Linked DNA regions of Mus musculus: region 1 is linked to region 2. A link is a loop called in an ENCODE intact Hi-C map of the cell type or tissue named here. Cell type or tissue: heart. All regions are shown on one strand.

What was found. A loop is a pair of places that touch in the nucleus more often than their neighbours do. Peaks named below come from ENCODE experiments on the same cell type or tissue, not always from the same donor. Only the 100,000 strongest peaks of a DNase experiment are listed, where the experiment ranks them.
Region 1: it touches region 2 in a loop (1.8-fold over the local background); 2 of 42 quality-filtered maps call a loop at or near these places.

The regions. Positions count from the first base shown.
Region 1 is chr4:95,720,374-95,728,373 of GRCm38, reverse strand. The region is part of intron 6 of Fggy (FGGY carbohydrate kinase domain containing); the gene reads right to left. Among named protein-coding and RNA genes, the nearest start is that of Fggy, 170 kb to the right of the region's middle. In heart, a CTCF peak has its summit at 4,549 (motif pointing right); no DNase peak of the experiment used is centred here.
Region 2 is chr4:95,632,106-95,640,105 of GRCm38, reverse strand. All of the region lies in intron 5 of Fggy (FGGY carbohydrate kinase domain containing), which reads right to left. Among named protein-coding and RNA genes, the nearest start is that of Fggy, 79 kb to the right of the region's middle. In heart, a CTCF peak has its summit at 3,077; a DNase peak (open chromatin) is centred at 3,065; H3K27ac peaks cover 406 bases.

The DNA of each region.
Region 1 (8,000 bases), 88 kb before region 2:
AATTCTGCTCTGCCTCAAGTAAAGAAGGAAATGCCCAAAGGCTGATTGATGTAGGCATTGTTCTTACACTCCAAGGATGCAGATTCATGGACTAAGATTCAGAGGTTTGATTCTAGAACCTGACCTGTGCCATCAGACCATCTACCTGGAGATTAAAGAAGGGATGACGCTTTGGGTTAAGGAGTATTCTCCCTCCAATACAGAGGGAGAGCTGGCCAAGTTGTCATTTAATCAAAATATTGGAGTCAAATCTGTGAATTCATGCAATTGTAATAGAAGATTCCAGAGTCATGCTGTGACTTTACAGCACTTAAACTCTACAGCTCTCGATTACCTGGGGTGGGGGTAGCATACACATTTTGGGGAAAATGGTCAACTGATAAAAAATGCAAAGTTCAAACTTTATAAATCTAATTTCTATGTTTTAAAAGTCTTATTCTTTGGACAGAGGATCTAGAAAAGTGAACAGATTTTAGTCAAAATGATAATTAGCTCAAAGCCCCAAAAAGAGTCCCTAGTCACCATGTCCAATTACCTAGGACACAAGAAGGGGCCCCCAGAGGAAGCTCTGAGCACAGCAAGAACCAGCTCTCCACTCCTACAGGAGTTAGTGTTCCGAAAGGCTAGAGAGAAGAAGACAAAGACAGAGAGAGGGCAGGAAAAGGGAGGAGAAGGGAGCTAAGTGTCACCTTTTGGGGTTGTTTCCAGAGATGGCATTTGGGTTACACATCCTCTGGGAGGTACTCAAAGTGGGACACCCATAGTAGTAGCCCACCAAGCCCTAGCATAAACAACAGAGCTGACTTTTAAAAGATAAATATGGAGAACATGAATTTGAAGGTAGTTAAGACTTAATTATAGGAACTACAAACACAAAGAGTAAAAAAAAAAAAAAAAAAAAAAAAAAATGCTGTCTCTTTACATTTCCCCTTCCCAGAGATAAATAGTAATGAAATTTGAGAAAGTATCACATGAGACTCCTCCACAATATTAAGATATGCCTTATTCAATTCCTTGTAGCAGAGTTAGTATGTTTATACAACCGTAAAGTCTGTGTTTTAAGCTCAACAGATGTCTTTCCTCATCAATGAGTATCATATTTTCTATTAGAGAATATATCATGATGTTATGGAGATGACTTGGTCAGAAAAGTGATTGCTGGGCAATCAGAAAGACTTGAGTTTGATCACTAACATCCAGATTTAAAAAAAAAAATAACCAACAAGGAGTAAAAGTGCACACATCTGTAATCTCAGCACTTCTTAACAGAGAACAGGAGAGCCTTGGGGCTTCTTGCCAGCCAGTCCAGCTGACTGGTGAGCTCCAGGTTCAGTTCAGCCAGAGACCCTGTCTCAAAAGCTAAGCTAGAGATTAAGAAGACATTGCTGGAGACCCCTGTTTTATACATGCATATGTGCATCCATATGTGCTTACATACCATATAAAAACATACATACAACACACACACACACATATGCACCTACACACAGAGGGGAAAATATACCACACTTTAAGATATGTCATATTATTTAACCATGTCTTAGAATTGAATATTTAACCCTTCTTTTTCTGTTTCAAAGCAATCCGGACTTAGCTTTATTTCAAAGTATACTGTAGGGGGACGGGGCTAATCTGACCATAAAAAAAAAAAAAAAAAAACAAAAAAACCTGTAATTTAGATCTTCAGTGACCTTCAAAGACTCATATACTTAGTCACCAGTCTCTGATGCTGTCAGAAAGTGGTGTAATATTTCTGAGTTGTTGCCCAATAGAAGGAAGTTAAGCTATCTAGGTATGGATATAAAGGTAATGGCCTCTTCCCCTCTCCCTTGGCATCCTAAATTAGCAGCTGTGTTACACCACACACTCCATACCCCAAAGCTTTATGTTGACATTTGGCGCAAAGCTATAGTAGTCAAGCAACCATGGACTGTCCTCTCTGAAACTGTGAGCCACATGAAATCTTTCTTCTTTTGGTTTATCTTAGGTGTGTTTTCTGTGGAACAGAAAGCTGACCCACACAGAGAGGAATAAACAAGGCTAAGAGATAAGGGGAGAGAGTTGTATGAGTGGCTAGTGAGAATTATTTATACTACTCAGCCTCCTGATTCAGGGAGGAATTGAGAAAGTTTTGGCCACACAATGTCTAGAAATTTGATCAAACAATATTTTGAGTATTTCTGTGAGAGACTTTTGGGGTGAGTCTTATGCTCACACCTGAGTAACATTCCTCAGCATTTTGCACACCTCTGGACTTGAACCACTGCTCTTCCTGTGCCTCACTTGAGTGTGCTGACCCTATATTGAAACTATAACATGGGCTCTCTTGTTCCTCAGAACTTTCGATGTGGGCCCTAAACCAGAAACTCTAGGGATTCCCTAGTTTCCAGAACTGGGTGAGATCATTTCTTATAATGAGTCCCCTTCTTTCTTGACACACTCTCACTCACCCTTGCCTCCGCCACACAGACCCTCCCCCTATGCCTCTTAGGGTGCTGTGATTAGCACAGAAATTGCAGGAAAGGCTGTGAGCTGGTTCAGATCAGGAATAGGCTAAGTTTAGCATGCAGGTTATGGACAGAATCTTACCGTTTGGCTCATCCACATTTTGTTCTCTTGATTTGTGACAACAATAAGTTTAATGAATCACTTGTAACATAGTGACTGGGAATTTGGATGGTCTGTATCTGACCTCCTCAGTGTAAAGAGGAACCTCACGGAGCCTTTCATAAGTTAGATGGGGGATCTGGCACCTTTTTCTGGCTTCCTCGGGTACCCGGCATGCATGTGGTGCACTGATATACATGCAGGTAAACCACTTATCCACATAAAATAAATAATTTAAAAAATGAAGAATGAAGCCTTTAGATCTGATCGGGCGAGAAGAAAGGGAGAAGATAAATGAAGTACAGGCTATGAGTACCTAAAAGGCAGCCATTAGAAGCTCAGTTCTTCAGATGGAGAACGTGTTTGGTAAATAGGAAAACCAGGAACTGACGCCAGCTGGTTGAGCCCACATCCTATTCCAACCTATCTATCTTCCTATTGTCTTAACAAGAACAACAACAAAAATATTTGGGAACAATCAAAACAAATTTCATGGGCAAAGGGGGAAGAAGAAAGGGGGCAGAAATGAGGAAGGGCAGAAGGAGAGGGAAGGGGTGGCATTAACCCTTTCCCAGAGCTCCTGTCTTCTCATTATTTTAGCACCTCGTTTCTCATCTGCTCTAGTAGACCAGCGAGATAACAACTAGCGTCACAACTCCATGCCTGCCATGCCCAAGGATCCCTTGAAACGTTTAAGAAATACACTTGCTCGGCCCAACCTTCAGCCAGTGAAACCAAACTCTGAGCAGGAGCCCCTCGCCAACTGAAACAGTGCTCCAGCTGCTTCTAATGCACAAAGTCCCCTGCAAGTTATGGAAAACACAAATCACTGTGCCCGTTTCTGATTTCTCATCAGCAGCAATGAAGTGAGCTTCTAGGATCGATACTTTTAAAGGGGCCTACAAAATCAGCCAAGGTAAGCACGGATTCCCAGAAATACTTCAGCAGTTACAATATTTGAGGGAACTGTGTAGGGAGTATGAGCCTTGCACCTGTAACCACCATGTAAAGATGGCCTTCTTCCTGACCAATCAAGAGACTTGAAGCTAGCAACTCTCTGTCCCCCTCCCCTTTATTTCTAAGAGAATTAATGGCATGCTTTTTAGAAAATTGTGAAAAGAGTAGAAAACCCTTGGCACCATGGATAGGAAGAGGTTCTTTCATTAGTCACCCAGTGACAATGACACAAAGCTAAGCTTAGTGAAATCTATTGTCTTGTGTGGCATAGGAAAGTTCAGGAAGGGGACTGCCAATGAGTCTGTTACCCATCTTCCCACACAGGACCCTCAGCTCCTACACCTGGAGTCTGAGGGGCTCTGTTTCCCTGAGTTCTGCTGGGCGTGAACATACCTTTTCACCCAAAAATGGGATGGCCTCTAATTAGGCAAAAAGTCAAATCTAAATGAGTCTAGAAGAAAATACATGGGAAAGTGAGGTACCAGTATGAGAATATTCTTAAACAATAAGAAGACAAAATTAGCCATGCTGTGTTGGTAGAGCTATGTGTATTAAGACCAACCAACTTTCAGGAAAACAAAGCCACTTGATACAGGAGAATCACACATCTGGGTTTCTGCCTGACCTTCTAGAAAGGGCTTCTCAGAGTGTGACGCTCTCAAAGGAGAAAGATGCAGAAAGTCACCTGAACCAGATGAGCAGAAAAGGCAGAGGACCAGGTCTCCCACACAGCAGAAACCAGCAGTTCCTATAAAACTTCCAACTCAGGGCATACAGCACTCTCCTTCCTTTTTTAAAAATGATAAGACTAAGGATGAAAACATAAACTTCAATAATTCCTCTTTCTTTTCCTGCTGGAAGATTACAAAACTACTTGCCTAGGTTTGATGAATAGGCCTTGTTCTTTTCCATATCCTGGGCTGAAAGCTATCCTCACTCTGTGCCCTTCCTTGCTCCTTCATATAACTACCTTCTCTATATCCACTAGGAGGCAGCATGGAAATCACCATCTCCAGGAACATTACCCCAACTGCCTACCTGCCCAGCACCCTGAGCCATGTATAGCCATATAAATACATACCTGAATTTAACACTTGCCAAAGTATTTTGCACACTATTTTAAAAAGACATTTATCTGTTGATGGAAAGCAGCTCTTAGTGCAAATGAAACAGAAATAAATGCTAAGCTAAAAGAAATTCGGTATGTTTCAAGAGCACCATGCACCTCTGAGATTTCAGAATGCTGGTATGCAATGACAGGCTAAGAAGACAAGGACAGGAATTCCGCACTCTCAAATGTCTGACCATGGACATTTGTTTTTCCTTAAAGTCACAATTGGTTCTGAAGTGTACACTGTATGATAGACTGATATATTGTAATGATGGTGTCTGCCTTCCACTAGTCACCAGGTTACAATTTTCCTTGTGAATAACAGTGTTTAATCATGTATTTCTGATATCTACAAGGGGAAAGTCAACTGGATGTTAAAAGTGGGATCATCATTTCTTTTCTATAAACCACCATGATGGCTTCTGATTATATTCAGAGGACACTGGGCTCCTCCAGGGCACATGGTTTTACCTTCTTAGGTCTTCTACAGCCCTCTCCCATCACATTAGGCTAAAGTGGTTCAAAAATATTAGTCAGATCTCCATGTCTTACCCCTTACATGTACCACCGTTTCTATGAGGAACATTCTTGTTGACATGTAACATTCCTCGGTCTTCACAATGGAGTCTCAATTCAAGAGTCTCTTCCTTAGAAAAGATATTCTACCCATGTTCCAAACATCTTCATTCCGATCCAGTATTGGCCCCTGTTTGTCCTTGCATACTGTCTGGGCTGTCATAGCATTACAACCTTAGCTGACCTTCTCATTGCTATATGCAAGAGTGGTGTAAGGTGGGACCTGCTGAATACTCATGGCTATGAAGGAATGAGTCTATCTAGGAGGTAGGAGGATGAGAGTCTCAGCCTTCCTTCAGATTTGATGACATTCTTACATGCTAGTGACTATTTCTGTGACCAGAGTGATATTTAACTACTAAAAGGTTATGTCTCTTCAACTACCAGGTAAGAAGAAGTAATAGACTTACAGTTTATGTGACAGATTGAATACAACGATTAATCTCTGTCTTCTCGAGAAGAGAACCAAGCACAATTAAAAAGGAATTATTTATTTACTTTTAAAATAGTGCTAAGATACACATAATATAATTTTATCATCTTAACTTTGAGTCTAATCCACTGTATGAAGTACACTCACACTGTTGGGCAAACCACCACCTCTCTCTATCTCCAGGACACATATACCTGGAAAAACTGAAATGATATTCACAATGTTCACCAAACAACAGCAGCACCCCACCCTCCCCCAGCCCTTCATAATCTTCATTTCACTTTTTATCTCTATAAACTGGTCTATTCAAGCACTACAGTTTGGATCTTAAGTGTCTTCTAAAGGCCCATGTCTTGAAGATTGTCTCTTGATAGGCAACAAACTACGGGGAGGTGGTTAGGACCCACAGCAGACACTGTCTGCTACTGGGCAGTCTTTGGCCATTGCCGGCAGATCACTGAGAAGACTGGAGGATTCCAACCCCTTCTTCTTATTTTACTTCCCATCCAGGACAGAAACATCTTTCCTCTGCCAAGTACTCTCAGTTGTCTTGTACTGCCTTACCTTGCCACAGGCTCATTGCAGCCTCGGAGACAAAAGAAACCTTTCTTCTTCGTAAGATGATTATTTCCTATATTTGTTATCGTGAGGGAAGGCTGACTAACACTGCTAAAACAATAGTCTTAGTGTGGTTTTTGTGCTGTAACCGAAGGCTACAGACTGGGAAATTTACAAATAAAAGATGACAGCTTATTTAGCACACATAGAAGCTAACAGGTTGAGAATATAATATTGGAATTTTAAGAGGTATCAAAGAGTAAGCCAAAGCAAGCTTGTTAGCACAGGTCTCTCCTTATTAAGCTCTAATGGCAGAGGGCCCACCATCCCTCATGACCTCATCAGATCCTCATTATTTCCTATAGGTCCCATCTCCAGATACTATTACTATACAAAACTTAGGATTAGACTGGCAACTCATGAATATTGGGGGAATACACTGAAACAACAGTAGTACTTTCCTTTTTTTTTTAATTTAATTTTATTTTTAATTTGTTTCTTACACTCCATATTCCATTCCCTAACCCCCCTCCCCCCCGAATCCCGCACATCCTCCCCACAGCCCCTGTCTCCACGTGGATGCCCCCACTCCCCACCCCACCTGACCTTTAAACTCCCTGGGGCCTCCAGTCTCTTAAGGGTTAGGTGCTTCAACTCTGAATGAACACAGACCTGGCAGTCCTCTACTGTATGTGTGTTAGGGGCCTCATAACAACTGGTGTACGCTGTCTATTTGATGATCCAGTGTTTGAGAGATCTCCGGGGTCCAGATTGAGACTGCTGGTCCTACTACAGGATCGCCCTTCTTCTTAGTTTCTTTCAGCTGCTTGCTGGGTCTTTCGGAGGGCAGTCATGATAAATCCCTTTTTCTGAGTGCTCCATAGCCTCAGTAGTAGTATCAGGCTTTGGGACCTCCCCCTGAGCTGGATTTCACTTTGGGCCTGTTGCTGGACCTTCATTTCCTCAGGCTGTTCTCCATTTCCATCTCTGTAATTCTTTCAGACAGGAAGTACTTTAAGTGGAATCATCTAGTATTTTACTTTTATGTCTGACATTTACATGATGTTGTTTAGCACAAAGGTTCATCTATGTGATAGTATGTTGCAGAATTTCTTTGCTTTTAAAGGGTGAATAGTGCTTCATTGAATTTCTGTACCACTTTTGTTTATCCCTCTCCAATCTATGGACTGTTTTCAATTTTTGGCTATTATAAATGATCCAAGGAACATGGCTAGAAAAATACTTCTATGGGCCACTGCTCTCAATTCCCTGAGCATATACCTTAAACATTTATGTTGGATCCTAATGGAGTTCTAGTTTGCTCCCCTTGAGCAGCAGCTTCACAGTTTCCATGACACCAGCATCATTTTATATCCCACCAATATGGTACAGGGCTAATTTCCCTACTTACACCATAGCACGTATTTTAGATTTTACTCTAAAGTGCAAACCCATCCAGCGTAAGTTACAAGACAAACTAACAGTAGCAAGAACATTTGAAAGCTAGGACAGCACAGTGAGGAATCGTGGTAAAATTACTAATACCAAAGAAACTTGGTTTGCCATGGAGAACACTGAAAAGCTTAAGACTTTGTGTTAATGCTACACCTTAAGAAGTTAAGAGTGAAGAAGGGAAGGCCTGAAACAGGAAGCTTGCTTAATAGAAACAGAAGGCTCAGTAATGGCTATATATATATATCTTTTTGCTTAAGAAATCCACACCAGGGATTCAATTGAACAAATCATCTGAAGAGTTGG
Region 2 (8,000 bases):
TGCTCAAACCTGGGGGGTGCCTGCTATGTCTGAAATGTTTCAAATGCATGTGGAGAGTTAAAAACAGCTCAATTTGGGTGCTATGAAAAAAAATCAATTTTTTAAATTAAAAGTCTATTTGAAGCTATGTGCATAATGATCAAAAATGGTACTGTAGTTTGGAACTTAAATGTTTCCTAAAAGCCCATGTGCTTAAAGGTTTGATTCCGAATTTGGCACTCATGAGCAGCGATAGAAACTCTTTTAAGGTGGGTTCTAATTGCAAGTTTTTAGCTTGTTTCTCTCTTTCACAAACCAGCTGTGATGTGAACAATTTTGTCCCGACACTCCTAATGTGCTGCTCTGCTACACTCCAAATGAACTGGTCCAACTGTTCGTGTGAGCCAAATTAAACCTTTTCTCTCTATAAACTAATTAACCCAGGTGTTTGTTATAGCAGCAAAAAGCTAACAGAGATGGCAAGGAGATAAATGCATAAAGTTGGTTTTATTCTTTATTACATTTATTTGTTTGTTTGCTGCTTGCTTGCTTATTGGAGGTGTGGGTCACCATCGCTCAGGCACACATGTGGAGGTCAGATGACAAATTGGAGGAAGGTGTTGGTTCTCTCCTTACATCATAGCATAGGTTCACACGATCAAACTTGACAGCACATACCTTAACCTGCTGAACCATCTCACTGGCTCTCAAATGTAGATCTCGTGATGTCCTGGCAGTGATGACACCCTCTTGAAGGTTAATGGTAACAAGCCATGTAGGTAGCTAGCATGCCTTAAACCTGTTGTAGGAAGAGCTTTCTACACATAATCTCTGCCAAGCCCCAAACCAAGCAATGATGAACAAAGGAGAGAAGAAAGTACACAGGGGCATGATGGGAAGTCAAAACGGTTGGTGGCTTTCCACTCCAGAATCCAGACTCTGCTTATCCTGGAGCCCACTTTCTCCTTTCCACAGATGATGTCTTCACACTACTTTCTAAAGGAAATTTCGGGATTCTTAGGACTAGAATATTATATGTGGAAACTCATTAGGAAAGGGAATAGTGGATTATGAACAGAAAGTCAAGTATAAGAATGAATCATTGTTTATAATAAACAAACAAAACCACACCAATTTTGAGACCATAGGTCCCTTTTGTTAGAGATCAGAAATGCTTCTACAGAGATGCTCTGACTACAATGTGATTCTCATCAAACCTTCCCTACCAACAACTGACTGTACCACATGAGTCTACACAGTGAAATACCCTGATTTTTTTCTTTTTTTTTTATTAGATATTTTCTTTATTTACATTTTAAATGCTATTCCCTTTCCTAGTTTCCTCTCTGAAAGTCCCCTATACCCCACCACCACCTGCTCCCCAACCCACCCACTCCCACTTCCTCGCCCTGGCATTCCCCTGTACTGGGGCATATAATTTTCACAAGACCAAGGGCCTCTCCTCCTATTGATGGCCGACTAGGCCATCCTCTGCTACATATGCAGCTAGAGACAGGAGCTCTGGGGGTACTGGTTAGTTCATGTTGTTGTTCCTCCTATAGGTTGCCGACCCCTTCAGCTCCTTGGGAAGTACCCTGATGTTTAAGCTCTGCATTTGTTTCACTGAAGGCCACCTCTACCACTGCTGGACAATCCTTTAAACCTTTGCAAAGAATTTCAACAAAGGGTGAGGCTTTGAGACAATTCACTACAAGACATCAAAGAAAGTAAATAGGAGTGCAGTGTAAAAGGAACGAGAAATCCCACATTTTCTTCTCTGTAAAAAAGATGGGACACAGTAAGAGGCATGGCTGTGAAGCCATGCATGCATTCCTAGGTGGGCCCCAGCCTCTGTTCCGTAGCAGCTGTGTGAGCCAGAACATGTTCCTTGGCACACTATCAGGACCACATAGGACAAATGCACAATATCCCAGAATGTAGTTCCTTTCCCACAGGACGAGCCCTTCACTGGCTTTCTCTTCTGTCCTGCCCCTCAGCCCATCCAGTCTAGTGTAGACAGGTTTCACTCTATATCTCTAGTATGTCCTGGAATGACTCCTATCACTGTACATTATTACCTGCTACTTCACCAGACATTCCCTAGATACCCAGACAGAAAAGCACACCACTATCTTTAAAAAGCAACTCCCATTAATGAATAGAACCCTACTCATGTGGCCTTTTGCTCATCACTGGCTGGGATGCTCCTCAGAAGCTGGGGCTATGCCTTGTTCTGCTGCAGACAGTCAGAGGAGAGAGGTCTAGCTCACAGAAGACGGTTCGAACTGAAATATCAGAAGTCCATCTCTTTTCCAAAACAACACAAAGGCAAGCTTTCCCCTAAGGGATCTCTTTTCCTTTCTGTAAAACAGTACACAGACCCCACCCCCCCCCCCCGCCCCTAGCCCCTAGCCCTCCACTGAATTACAGTTAAAATAGCTTTTGTGAAGGACAGACACGGGACACAGTGGCCATTTCTCTTCATGTGTGTGCACCCAGGCAATGAAGCCATTGTAATGGGAACAATGTGTGTTTCATTGCACTTCAACAGAACACATGACACTGTGTTTTGAGCCTGGGTGGGGATAGGGGCCAAAGTAAAGAAACCAACCCTAAAGTTTTATTGCATGAAATTCTGATAAAGAAGCACTTCGAAGCCTCTTTCCCATCATCAAAAAACCCACACTGGGCAAGATCAGAGCTTAACAGCCAAAAAAAAAAAAAAAAAAAAAAAAAAAAAAAAAAAAACCACATTCAATCCCTGAGATCATTTTCCTGAAATAGAAAACTACATATGTTTCTCAAATTTCACATCAAGCCACTGCAGAGGCCAGACTGCAGGGCTAAATTGGCCCAATAAGAGAAAAAGAAAGGAGAAGGGAGAAGGGAAAAAGAGAAGGAAAGAAACCTATTCTCCCACATGGCCACGTCTCCTCAGCACAATGTAGACTTACAAGCACCCAGCCACAGAGCTCTCAGTGAGAGTTGCTTATCCTGCAGCTTTTCCTTTGTCAAATTAAGAGACACTGCCTTGGATTAAAAAGACGCCTTAAATTCAAAAATGACTTCATGGTTGGCTCAGAGCTCCGAGTCTCCAGGGCTGGCCGCCAGGAGCACATCTAGTTCAGAGCCTCCCTCCCCTCCCTACTGGAATCAACCTGACTTCCAGAGAGACTGCAGGGCAAACCCTCAAGCAGAAGGGGTTTCCATACTAATTAAAGTCCAAGCACCTCTTTGAAACTATCTCCAGCTCAGCTTATAGAAAACTGAGGTTTCCTAAGAAGCAAGGATGGGGGTTAGGGATGAGGTAAGGGTACAAACAGGTAAAGTGGCATTGGGAAGATATTACGTTTTAAACAGCAGGCTACACTCTAGATAAGAACCAGAAAGAAATCTAGGAGGATGGATGAGCTAAAGACCTTTACAGAACCCGGGGAGAAGGCCTGACTTCTGAAAGGAGTAAGAGCCAGGCAATATTCAAAGCTGAGAGTTTTCACTAATGGATGCACTGCTTGGCACATTCTAACATACAGGTTGACATTTTTTTATTCATTAACAAAAATGAAAGCCATCTTCTAAATGACTTTAGAACAAAGGAATCCCTGATAGCAGTTTCTTAATAACATTTAAATATTTTTTCAAAGGCCCTTGAGAGAGAAGGAAAAGAAACACAGCAAAAAGGAGGTATATAAATTTTTAAAAAGAAACTATACAGAAGGGGAAGAGAAAGAAGAGAAGGAAGGGTCAGAATTTCCATGTAAAGTTGAGTTCCAGAGGTCTAATTCTACAATTAAACCTTAACTACCCATTTCTAAGGGAAAGAGCCTAAGAAAAAAATCCAAAGGGGTGAATGGTGGAAGTCCTTTCACTAGATTATTACATCTGCACAAGGGTCAGGACCCATGGTATGGGGCAAGTCCTTCAAGCTCCCCTCCACCTCCCTTCTGCATCCTGTAACCCATCTTGAACACAACCACACTGTTGGAGCCTTGCTATATCATAGATTCCAGTACAAGATGCTAACACCTATAATGAGACAGGATGAATCTGAAAGCAACCAGAATAAAATAATAAAGACAAAATAATCAGAAGATCCAATTATCATCCAAGAAACAGTCCACTGGCAGAGGGGTCCACCCTGGATACAAACTAACTGAAGAGTTTACAAAGAAATCCATTCTATGGAGACCTGGTTTCAAGAAAAGGTACCCCTAATCAAGTTACAGCCCAAAGGTCATACTGACCATGCAACCTTGTCCCTTGGTTTCAACCTCAGGGTAAAATACTTCTGATTTCAGTATCATGTTCATAGTTCCAAGACTGTCAACAGAGAGTATACCATCATATCCATTTGCAAGCGAGGAACCAAATTCTGAGACTATTTCACTTTGCCAAATTAAAATAACAAATGGAAATACATTTAAGAGATGATCTGAGGCTTCAGAAAAAAGACAAAAGGTTAAGTAGAGGAAAAGCCATATGGCTTCTCAGTTAGAATTTCTGCCATGCTCTATCCACAGGATTTATGTCTAGATGTATAGAGCAGAGAACCTGGCAAAGAACCTTCTAGAACCTGAGCATTATAGACTAGTGGATCTCAACAATGGGTGCACCTCACTGGCACTGAAGTCACATGGCAACTACATCTGAAGGCAAACTTTTGCACTTAGATTTGCTCAACTTCCAAACACTGAAAGAAGCCCTCTAACCTCCCTGCCTCCATGTACCCACAGAGATAGGTGCTAGTGTCTACACAGGACAGCAGTAGAACTGAAGTTCCAAAGAACTGGGGCTTTCTTAGGCATGGATGAAAAGGCATTCTAACCCTCACAGCCACTCCTACCGCTGGCTGGCACAATACAGTCTGGTTTCTTATTCTTTAAGCCTCTTTTTTCCCATTAATTTATTTATTTATTCACTTTACATCTCAATCACAGCCCTACCTCTCCTCCTAATCCCCTCTTCACAGTGCTCCACCCCATTATCCCCCCCATTCTCTTTCACTTCTGAGAAGGGGCTGGTCTCCCCTGGGTACCAACCCTCCCTGGCACCTCAAGTCACTGCAGGACTAGGTACATCCTTCCACCGAAGCCAAGCAAGACAGCCCAGTTAGGGGAGCAGGATCCACAAGCAGGCAACAGAGTTGGAACGGCCCCTTTTCCAGTAGTTGGAGAACCCACATAAAGACCAAGCTCCCTATCTGCTACATATGTGCACAGGGGTGGGGGAGGGTCTCTGTTAGTTGACTCTTGCTCTTGTGGAGTCCATATCCCCCGTAGATCCCTCAATACTTCCCCCAACTCTTCCGTAAGACTTTCCAAGCTCTATCTAATGATGGCTGTGGCTCTGCATCTGTTTTGGCCAGCTGCTGGTTGGGGCGTCTCAGAGGAGAGTTAGGCAAGATTCCTCTCTGCAAGCATAACAGAGCCCACAGGATGGACTCAAGTTAAGCCAGTCATTGGTTGGTTGTCCATTCCTTCAGTCTCTGTGACATCTTTGCCCCACCCTCCACCCCCCTTCTTGTAGACAGGACAAATTTTGAATTAAATGTTTTGTGGGTGAGTTGCTGACCTTACCCCCTCACTGGGAGTCCTGCCTGGCTACAGGAGGTGGTTATTTCAGGCTTCATATCACCCACTGCTAGGTGTCTCAGCTAGTTCCACCATTGTAGACTCCCTGGCACCTCCCCCATCTCAAGTCTCTGGCAAGCCCTAGAGATGCCCCCCCCCCCCACACACACACACATTTCCATTTACTGTCCTAGCCCTCTCTCCTTGGCTTTCTCTACATCTGACCTCAGCTCCCCTCCACTCCTCATCCCCTCTCCTGCCCAGTTCCCTCCCTGGCCAGAGCAATCTCCACACCTGTTTGCATGTTCACATTCACAAGAGCTCTAAGGTACTAGAGTATTCCTATTCAATGCCTCACTGGAGAAGATAAGATAAAACCTCCAAACCGAAGGGGCTTAGGGGAAGCATTAAGCAACTTTATTTGATTTCTGAAAGACTGTACTTTTCTCCACACGAGCTTCTTATTTGAGTTTGCATTTACCTCAATATAATACTAAAATAAGTAAATACATTTTACTAAAGTAGAATTTGACCTAAAGTAAGGACAAATGGAGGTGGTCCGTGCCATGTACTAGAACGTGAGATATTCTATCCATGCATTGTATTTTCTATTTAAAGCAAACTGAGGCTTTGTCCTTCTGTAAAAGGAAATGGATTAACAGGGATTAAACCTGTATGCAAGGCCACCCAGGTGAGTATCAGTAAATAGTTCTAGCTAGAGAACATTTGGTTTCACTTCATGTTTTAAAAAATAAATTTAACTATGCATCTGTGTGGAGTTCTGTGCACATGAGAGCCAGTATCATGGAGGCTAGTGGAAGGTATTGGGTCCTCTGAAGCTGAAGTTCTAGGCAGCTGTGAGCCACCCAACTTGGGTACTGGAAACTTAACCTAGTTCCCCTGCAAGAACAGCAAATGCTTCTACCCACTGAGCTATCTCCACTTTTACTTTTATGGCTCCATTACTTTCATGGATTTTTAAGTGTTCAAGGAATATGAGGCACCAACTGCTCGATTAAAATCTCATAGGTGTTCTATGACTACAGATCAAGAATAAATATATGGATTTGTAGATGAGGGAATGACAGAAACTGAGCTAAGGTTGCTTCAGACCTTAACATCTTCCCCATAATCAGCATAGATAGTGTGCTCTATGATTATGATGGAGGAATTATAAATTGATATCTAGGACACTGTCCAATGCAATTTACTGAGAAACGATGGTTTTGTAATTGTCTTTTTAACCTGTCCAATAGCAATTGTCTTTAGTTTTTCTCTAGTAGTAAGAAAACGCCAAGATTATTTGGGTAGAAAGGTACTCAGATAAAACAGCCTCCCTCTGGCTACTTTTGGCCATAAGTCTAAGTGTTGATTGATGATTATATAAAGGAAAGTGTAATACAGATCTCCCAGGAAGATCATTTACATAAGGCTAGCTCAGCTCTGTGGCACACCCTATGTGCCCCTGACATCTTTTTATCATGGACACTACAGAAATATCCCAGACCGTGAAGTAATCTCAAGCATGAGTTCCGAAAGACAGTGAAGTAGAAATGGTAAATAATAATAATAATAATAATATCTTTAATTACTTCATGGGACCTTTACAATAGACCAAAGACTCTCTCTAAATTTATTTATATGAGAGAATCAAACTTTATGGTTGTGTTATTTTTAAATTTTAATTCTTTCTATTATTCATCAGTAAAGAGATAAGGGTTATAAGTCTCTGAAGAGTGTGGAAACATCTTTCTTATATTCCCAAACTAAGGGTAAAGGACATGTCATATTTATAGGTCATTTCTCAGCATTATTAACTACATTCAAGAATCAGCTGATCAGAAAAGACTGAATCATTCTTCCTAGAACTTAGAAGGGCTGTTTTATCTAGCTCTGTTCTGAGAAATCATCCTTCAATACAACTATAAAACAATGCAAATCAAAATGCATTAGCATGGAACAGATCATGAATAACTGCTTTTCCCTTCGAGGTCTAGCCAAAGCATCCTACCTAAAAGATGAACAAAATTCAGTCAATTTTACTTTTAACCGGAGAGCACTAAAGTTTAAAAAGACTATTAAATCACAACAAGAAACCACTTTACCCTGATCATAATGGTTTTTTTCTTTTAAGAAAGGAGAGAAACTAAGTGCTGGCAAGGCTGTAAGAAAACTGGCACTCTGATTTGTGGCAGGTAGAAAGGTAGAGGAAGCTCCTCTAAAAGCCATACACAGAATGTCTACACAAACCAGCTTCAAACCAGCTCTTAGATGATCCTCCAAAGAACTCAAAGCAGGTAGTTGAACAAATCCTTATGAATAACTGCCACATGTTGAACACCATCGGTCCCAAAAGTTCATGGGCTGGAAGCTTGGTTGCCATTTTTATAGTATTGAGATAAGGCAGATCTTTAAGAGGGAGCAGCTAGTGGTGAGGTAGATCATAGAAGC